Regions from separate parts of the Homo sapiens genome. Here region 2 is linked to region 1. The links are chromatin contacts, found by Hi-C or POLR2A ChIA-PET in ENCODE. All regions are on one chromosome and are shown on one strand. The core of a region is the stretch at or near the end of the contact, and the rest is flanking DNA. Distances in the headings are between cores, read along the strand shown. Region 1 holds the start of TBL1XR1 (TBL1X/Y related 1). Region 2 holds the start of TNIK (TRAF2 and NCK interacting kinase).

The links. A loop is a pair of places that touch in the nucleus more often than their neighbours do. ChIA-PET counts read pairs that join two places held with the same protein, here RNA polymerase II (POLR2A). Pooled maps may share reads with other maps.
Region 2: a loop to region 1 is called in a map of CD8-positive, alpha-beta T cell, with 6 times the contacts of the local background. The contact joins the promoter of TNIK here to the promoter of TBL1XR1 in region 1. A Hi-C loop is called at or near these places in 1 of 168 maps with a recorded cell type or tissue (CD8-positive, alpha-beta T cell) and 4 of 50 pooled maps. POLR2A ChIA-PET finds 5 or more read pairs at or near these places in 1 of 52 experiments (naive thymus-derived CD4-positive, alpha-beta T cell).

What each region holds. Positions count from the first base shown.
Region 1 is chr3:177,195,655-177,199,841 of GRCh38, reverse strand. TBL1XR1 (TBL1X/Y related 1) reads left to right here and starts at 2,360. Exons shown (of 16, transcript NM_024665.7): 1 at 2,360-2,721. RefSeq lists silencers at 1,769-2,148, 2,389-2,578, 2,689-2,788, 3,269-3,318 and enhancers at 1,766-2,273, 2,274-2,783.
Region 2 is chr3:171,458,603-171,462,789 of GRCh38, reverse strand. TNIK (TRAF2 and NCK interacting kinase) reads left to right here and starts at 2,385. Exons shown (of 33, transcript NM_015028.4): 1 at 2,385-2,783. The coding sequence starts at 2,727. It overlaps LOC102724479 (a long non-coding RNA gene), which reads right to left and starts at 3,572. Exons shown (of 3, transcript NR_189068.1): 1 at 3,399-3,572. RefSeq lists an enhancer at 1,184-1,684 and a silencer at 2,696-2,755.

The DNA.
Region 1 (4,187 bases), core at 1,111-3,610:
TGTCTTGTAAACTACAGGGATATAAACAAATGCATGGATTATTATCATTGTGAGGAGGCTCAACTAACACTGAACAACTTTAGGAGGCAGCTTGGTGTAGGGTATAAGAACTTCAGGCTGGAAGACCTGATCCTATGAACCTGAAGGAGGGTGTCTCCTCCCTTGTGGAATAAGGGATAGAAGTCATTTAGGGGAAGGAGAAGGGGTGGGGTGGGCAGCTTTGAATATGACGCTTTAAGAATGGTATGGTTGAGAAGTCCTCACTCACTGAAAGTGGGGTTTGATTTTACAGTCACTGCTGTATGGAGAGGACCCGCCCGTGGTGGCACAATATGAAACTTAAAAAATAATCTAAGCCAATAGATATGTTTCATTGAGTGGCTCCACCGAGATAGTTTACTTACTGAAGACAGGGTATGTTTAGTGATATCTACGTCATTTATCAACTCAAAAAAAAAAAAAGGAAGATACTATATACTCTTTTCAATTCTGAAATAAAGTCTTCTGAAAGGTGTTAGTTCTGAGGTAAACAAGCCTCAGCTTTAGAATCCTATTGAAATGCAAAACTTGCTTTGTGCGGTTTCCCTGTACACTCTGCATAGTGTTTTGGAAACCTGCAGTTATCTAAATTCCCATCGGGTGACATTGTTTAATCCAACATTCCCACTTTCATACATGAAAATAGCTCTAAGGACACACCACTAATATGCTTTGAACTCTCTGGTGGTTGGAAGGGAGTTTCCAATCCCACTCCCTTTCCTCTGATGGTTTTCCTGCTCCCTGCCCCACTAGGTCATTCAGGAAAGGCCTCTGGCAGCTCCCCCAAGCAAGGGCTCAGGGGGGAAAGAGACATTGACCTTGGCCAAGAAAGCACCTGTCTAATTACTGAACTTATTAGGCCACCAGGAGTCCAGACTGGTGCAAGTTACGAGTAGTGTGTGTGTGTGTGTGTGTGTGTGTGTGTGTGTGTGTGTGTCGCAAAACTTCAGGTTTCTGATATTGAGAGGAAATGATGGTTGCTTTAAAGTGATCACTACATCTATTTTCAAATATTCTGATGAAAGTAGGAAAACAGAACCCTTCACCTTTAAGAAAGCTGCAAACATTATTTTGCTTTGAAGGCAGTAATAAGCGAAATAACAAAAAGGTTTCAAGTCGTATCTTAATGTAAAAGGGTGGCTGCTTCTCCAGTCCTGAGCTTATACAAAGCTCTAAAAAGCACCCTACCCCATCTTTCTGAAAGTCTTAGAAAGATTACCACCCCATTTGCTTTAAAACCTGTGAGGTGCCTCCCTTCTTTAAAAACAACCCTCCCTCAACCATACTGCCACATTATCACTCATCTAAGTTATACTTTATAAACCGCCTTGCTGTGCTTCACACATGCAAAAAGTACACAAAGTGGATAAACTTCTACTGTGGATGCCACTGTGCAGGTATATATTTAGTAAACATTTAGTTACATTATTTTATTTTTGTGAAATAAGAACTGATCGAGCAAACCTTTCAAACAGACCCACCAGATGATAAATACCACCATATGCTTGATTCACAGTACATTTGGGCATAAATACTTCAATTACAGCTTTGTGTTTAGTATCAAAAACCTTTTCTTGTGTGCGTGTTTTCTCTCCAGATCCCGTGCTCTGGATCACATTTTGAAAGTCGCTTATTACAGATAAAGCACCTTTCCAGGTACGCTTCGGAGAACCATATGTATTTACGCACACAAAGGTGTTCACAGAGATTTTCACAAACAAATGTCCATATGATGCCGCGCCGCACTCCCCCACATGCCCGCCGCGTGTGCGCCCAGCCCCCAACGCCGCCGGGCCGCCCCCCGGACACGCGGGAGCCCGCGGCGTCCTTGGGGAAACTTCGCCGGCGGCTCCACCCCGGCCACCGCGCGGGCCTCCCCGCCCCCACCCGTCTCGGGCCCAGCGGCCCACACCCGAGCACACCCAGGCCGGCCCGCGGCGGTGGGGGCGGGGCGGGCGGCCCGGGGCCCCGAGGCGCCTTCGAGTGCCCGCGGGGCTCGCCTGATTTTTAAAAGAATGCGCCGCACAGCCCAGCCCCCAGTGCCGCCAGAGCGGGCCGGGAAGGAGAGGAGCGCGGCCGCTGGAGCCCCCCCGCCGCGCCGCCGCCGCCTCCCGGCGTCCGCGGCGCCCCTCCCCCGCCGGCCCCTCCCCCGCGCGCCCGCCCGCCCGCTCGCCCGCCCGCCCGGCGCAGGCCGCTCGGGTTTGTTTTGCTGCGCGGCCGCCGCCGCCGCCGCCGCCGCGGGCCTCGCGAGCTCATTTGTGCCTGGCTGGTCCCCATTCCTCTCTCCCCAGTGTTGAGTGTCTGAGCCGTTGGCTGCTCCGAACCGTTTGGCTCTTTCCCTTAGTAACAGCTTTTACCTTCTGCCTCAATTCCTCTCCCCGCTCGCGCCCTTCCCCCGCGCGCCGCCTCCCCCCGCCGCCGGCCGCGTGCGCCCCCGCCCCTCCCCCCGCGGCGGGAGCACCTCCGCTCGCCACCTGGGGACCCGCGCCGCGCTCCCCGCCCCCGCCCGCCCGGCGCCCATCCCCCGCGCCCTCCGCTCGCTGGGGTTATAATTGCCTCTCACCCCCCGGAGGGGTTATTTTGGGGGTGGTTGGAGGCGGTGGCGGCGGCGGCGAGGAGGGGAATTTCCTTGTGCCTCCATTCCCGGGAGGGGGGAGCGGCGTTGGAGGCCACCGTTTCCAGGTAAGCGCTGGGGGCCGGACCCTGGAGTGGGGGCGGCCGGGGGCCTGGGCGGGGGGCGCGGGCCAGAGGCGGCCGGGGGCGCTGGGCCGCGGGGGGATGGGCGCGAGTGGAACATGCATTTTTCAACTTGGCCCTTGGGGGAACTGGGCTTGCGTGGGGGAAGGGAAGGCAGGGAGGGCACTTGGGGCGCCCCCATCCCCCCGTTTTCCTCTCTCAGGTTTCTTTGAAATGCTCACGTGCCTGCCCACCCCCCTACCCTTTCCCGGTCTCGGGGGATCCTCACCCTAATTATGTTGTCCCCGAAAATGTGCACCTCGGCCTTCTCCCCCTCTTCCTCCCTTCGTGCATTTACACCCCCTTTTTGTGCGTGTGTGTTTGGGGGGGGAGGCTTTCAGGAAAGGATTTGCAGCAAATTGAATCAAGGAGCCATCATGAGGCCGACTCCTTTATAGCCTATTTTTAGCAGAGGAGAAGGAGCTTTTCGGTGCATGCTATTTTGTGAAACCTCGGGCGGCAATGGAAATCTCCCCTCCCCGGGCGCGTCCCCGGCCCGGGCGCGGCGACCCCGGCCGGCGTGCTGGGGGCTGCGGGCGGCTGTTGGGGCCGCGCGTCCGGGGCGGGGGCGCCGGCCGGGGGAGGGGCGCGCGGCAGCCGGGCCTTGCTCCGGGACGTGTTTATTTGTAACTTAGTGCTTTTTATCGTCTTAAGGAGGTATTTGGTGGAGGCTCTTTGAAGTTGGGTTCAGGAGTGTAGAATTGGCAAAGTTATTGCCAGCTTCCTGGTAAGTTTTGGGTGGCACAGAGTCACGTTATTTTCTGACAGTGTAAAGGCCACGTTGTGAGGGTGGTTTCTCGGTAACTTCCTCTTTGCAACCGATTTAATTTTTTGAACAGAAGCAGACTTTTATTTAAGTGGAATATTAATCTTAAATGGCAGCTCGAGGGAAGCCATGCATGTGTTAACGTGTTCAGTATTTTTGGAAGTTCTTAATTTGCTGAAACAGGCATCACTTCGCAGTGGCAACCGGGATTAAATTTAGGTTGTGAAAATGGTGTATTTCATGTAAAATTTGGGTTGTGGCTTTTAAAAAATGCTCTCTTTGTTAGGTTATCTAAGTGTCTCTAAGATAATTTGGTGATTACAAATGAGAAATGTTGGAAACTAGTTAAAAATTAGGTGTTCTCAGTGTCTGGAGTTTACTTGAAATCTTGGACTGTGCAGGCACCAGGGGTGAAGAGTTTTAGTACCTATGTGATTTACAGTTGACTTAGGAAAGTTTACTATTCACTTTCTTGTTTTCCAAACAGGAACCGTATGCTGATCTAAACAAGCTTGTTAATAAAATGTGGGGGGTGAAAATGCCAGGTTATTTTTAGTTTGAATTTTAAGACTGAATGGTTGCTCTACCCCCCACCTCATATAATTAAGTGATCTTCCCCCTCCGTTTTTCCTAAAGGCTTCTTCAC
Region 2 (4,187 bases), core at 1,136-3,635, 5.7 Mb after region 1:
TGGCTAGCTAGAATTTAATAATACTTCTTTATTTTCCATTATATTTATTTTAATGGTTTCCTCCCCCCTTTTTTTTTCAAAGCAAGTGTTGTTGGCTTTCCATTTAGAGTAGTGATTTATGTTTTCTTTTATATTAAGTGTAAGAAAAAAGTGTTGATTTAAAGAAAAATGTTAAGTAAGTGGTAAAATAGTACAGGCAATACAGAGACATAGGAAAAAATTAGGAAATTTATACTGGAATAGCTGAAATTTGATACACACTTGACCAAAAGGAAAAAGTTCAAGTTCCTCCTTCTCACCTTCCTTTACCAGTTGGAGGTCCCTTTGATACTGCAATCTCTCCTTTTATGGTATTTCCTGCAGCCCACACCCCTGCCTTCCCCTGGCTGTCTCATCAACTTCTCAGGCTCTTAGGAAGCCCTCCTCCATTTAGCACCTGGCATCATACTGCATCTATAACTTTCTCATCTAAAACTAAACTAAATCTGAATGCCAACTTGGCACCCTCGTGGCCCAAACAGCTCACTAATGTCAAAAAAGTTGATCTGTTTGTGATGTTTCAAATATAATCATGAGTATAAAACGAAGGCTTTCCATGGAAAAAATATTTAACTCATATTTCCTTATGTTTGCAGTTTTAAAAAAATAGTTGTTTATAGATCTTAATACTTGATCTTAAATTATCTTCTTTCAACCCTGAGACAATACATTAACCTGTTGTCTAGATGAACGGTAAAAAAACAGGAACACAGAAGAGAAAAAAACAAAGACAATGATGGGAAATAATCTGTTTTTTTTTTTTCATTTCGACGTGGTGGCTTACTGCACGTTACTTACTATGTCGAACCAGATGATTTTAGTAAAAAATGAGTTTAGTAATTTAGTATAACACGTTCAAATGTTTACATACAACGTTTACAGGCAAAAGCTACCAAACTGTTGTGGCCATTGAGATGTTGGAACAATTTTCAAGTTTCATGGTGCATGATCCACAATGCATATGAATACATACAATATCAGTAACAAAAACAGTACAATGTACACCAAAGGTTGTTTCAAAGTCCTCTAATGTCTGCAGTCATGATGAACTAACTGCACTGGCTTTCATTCATTCATTCATAAGACTTATTTTGAAGCTGATCTTCATACTGCATGATTAAGAAACCATCAGTGCAGTGGTCAGAATTACATTCTGCTGTTAACAGAGGAGCAAAGAATGCTTTCAAAGCTACTGCTGTATTTGGAAAAAAGTTCAGTTTTAGTGTTTTCTTTCTAGGTATTTTGCATGGCTAAGGCGGGAGAAGAAGGGCTGCGCGGGGATTGGGGGAAGCGACTTCCCACTCTTGATTACAGAAGGAGAATCATGTATACCACTGTAAAACATCCAACCTTTAAATGAGAAAGTGAGTGAAGTGAAATCGCTCTCACGTACACATCTTCCGCGTTACTTCTTATCCGCCAGCCAAACTTTCTCCATCAATCTGGGTAGGTCTGCCACGAAAACGCAGCCTGAAAGAAATGCTGAGTCCTGAGGCGGCGTGTGTTGCCTCACCCAGTGTTGGCTTTGGAGTTACCTGAAGCCTTCTAGCTACTGCACCCAGAGAGCAAGCTTCTCGTTTCAACTCGGTTGTTTCCGTGGGGAATTGCGGCACGAGCAAGTCCTGGGTGTGGCGATGCCAAGAGAGCGCTCAGATCTCCCATCTTTCCCGCTTCTGGCAAACCTTCCCAGCCCCGAATCGGCGAGTGACCAGCACCCGGGATCAGCCGTCCGGCATTCCGGGGACCGCGGGTGGACCCGACCCCGCCGCAGCTGCAAACTGCCGAAGCGCCCAGCTGGGTGCACTGTGCGTGTGCGCTTCTTCCCTACTCTTTCCGCGCCTGGAGGCGGATCCCCTTCCTTGCACACAAGTCCTTATATGCACCGGTTGCACCAGCCCGCGTTACTCCGGCCCCACAAATAATTAATGGGGGAGGGAGGGTGTCGCTTTTTTTTCCTCCGGCTTTTTCTCAGCGCGAGAGCATTTGAACCGAGGAGAAACCCCAAGACGCGACTGAAGGGCCATTTTGCTGCAGTGCACGAATTGGCCACACAAAAATAGAGCTTGGGTCCCTATGATAACAAGTCAAGGTTCAGGAACAGCCCCTTCGGGTTCGGCCCGAGGAGCCCGCAAAAGCCTGGGCGGAAAGGGTGCGCGCCCCTCCCCCCTCCACGCTGGTGCAGAGGGACCGGGTCAGGAAGCGCGGCCTCTCCCCAGTCCAAGACCACGCCTCCTCCGCCTCCCCACTCCCCCTTCACTCCTCCCAGGAAGCGGTGATAGACAGTTCTGCGTGGTTCTCCACCCCCACCCTCCCCCTGCTGAGTGGAGGAGTTGATGTGTCTCATTATAACAGCCAATGCAGCCGCCATCCACGCACAAGCAAAGAAGCATGTCCCATTTAAATACACCCACGCAGCCCCAGCGCCCTTAGCCGATCGGGGCGCTCAGCCCACACGCACCGCTGCTCGGGGCTTGGAGATCCGCGCAGGCTGGGCTCCCGGACCCGGCGGACCGACGCGCGGAGGATCGGGATCCGGCGCTGTGGGGCTGGGGTGGGCGGGGGAGGCTGGGCCCGGGGCCTCTGGCGCGACACCCGCATGAGGACGCGAGTGAAATAGACCAAGGTGGAATTTCCAAGGGAAAAGCTTCGGGGTGGTTTTGGTCCATTTCTCCAGCGAAGAAGTAGACATGGCGAGCGACTCCCCGGCTCGAAGCCTGGATGAAATAGATCTCTCGGCTCTGAGGGTGAGCAGGACGTTTTCTGGTTTCTTTCCAGTGGTTTGGGTTAGGGTGAATGGGCTCGGTGCGTGGACTGGGGGCTGGGGCTGGGGCAGGGGGACAGCAGCGGGAGAATGCGTCGGGGAGGGAACCTGGATTCCCGTTTTGATTCGGGGTTGCTGAGGTGCTCCTGGCTGAGCCCCTACGGCAGGGGCTGTGCGGTACGTGTCTTCCTCTGGCCGTGGCTTAGGCTCTCCCGAGGGCTCGTAGAGCTTATGCCAGTTTCATCTTATACCGGTGTAAGAGCATTAAAATGAAAGGCGTGTGTGCGTGTGTGTGTGTGTGTGTGTGTGTGTGTACACGCCCCGGGCAGTTGTCTGGTGCCAAGGCGCGAGACCCGACTGTCCCTTCTGCAAAAAGAATGCCAGCGTGAATAAAGGCACTGGCCCCTCACGTTTTCCAGCTACCTGCAAGATGACATTGTGAGGCTGGCTGTCCCCGCGAAGCCGAACCTGCCGCTCCAAGGGGGCAGTTATTGCTATGCTGGTCTTGTAGATGGCAACTGCCTCCCCCTCCCCCTTTTCTACCTCCCGCGCCCGGGCGCCCTCTCAGCGCTCCCTTAAATGCCAGTCTGCCACTCACCTTTATTTATGGCTTTAACTCAGCCCTGCCTGTTCTTTCTGACTTTGTGGCTGTAACGTTTCAGTTTTATGGCTGAACTTAAGCAGGTGAAAGGGATGTGTTTTCTGCTTTTCCTCAATCAGACCGGAACTCCCTGGAGTGTGTGCGAGTGTGTGTGTGTGTGTGTCTGTGTGTGTTTTCCCCGTGTCTGTGGCCAGTCCTTTGTAGAGCACCTCCCTCCCCCCAGCCCCACTGGTTTGCGTTTACCTTCACGTGAATTACCTCAGACGCCGTTTCATTGTATTGACTAAGACATCACTGATATAGAATCCATTTTGCTGTTGTTTTGAGATCAGAATACCAGGAATCCAAGTGCTGCTTCGACGCTTCCCCACCCCCAACTCCCGATCCCAACACACTCCTTTGGGGAAGGGGGCAGAGCTTTCTTGCCATTTTAATTAGATGCTGCCTGCCTGGAAGGGGGTGAGGGGTGGGGATGGTGGCAGCAGCGGGTGTCTGAGAAGGATTGGACACCAATTTAAGGACTGCTTCTTCCTCTCCCGAACCAAAAATAAAATTAAAAAGAAAGCGAGTGCATATACTTGATGTATGGAGGGTGGATGAGAAGGAATTCATGGTGGCTCTCTACAGGGAGACACCAGGATGGATGAAGCATGGAAGTTCACACGCCCTCCTGAGGAATACATTGTTAGATTGATGCTGAATCTTGGGGCCATTTACCTGGATTCCTAGTACTTCTGACATTGCCGCTATCTGCACTGATATATTAAAGTGCTACCTTTGTGATCA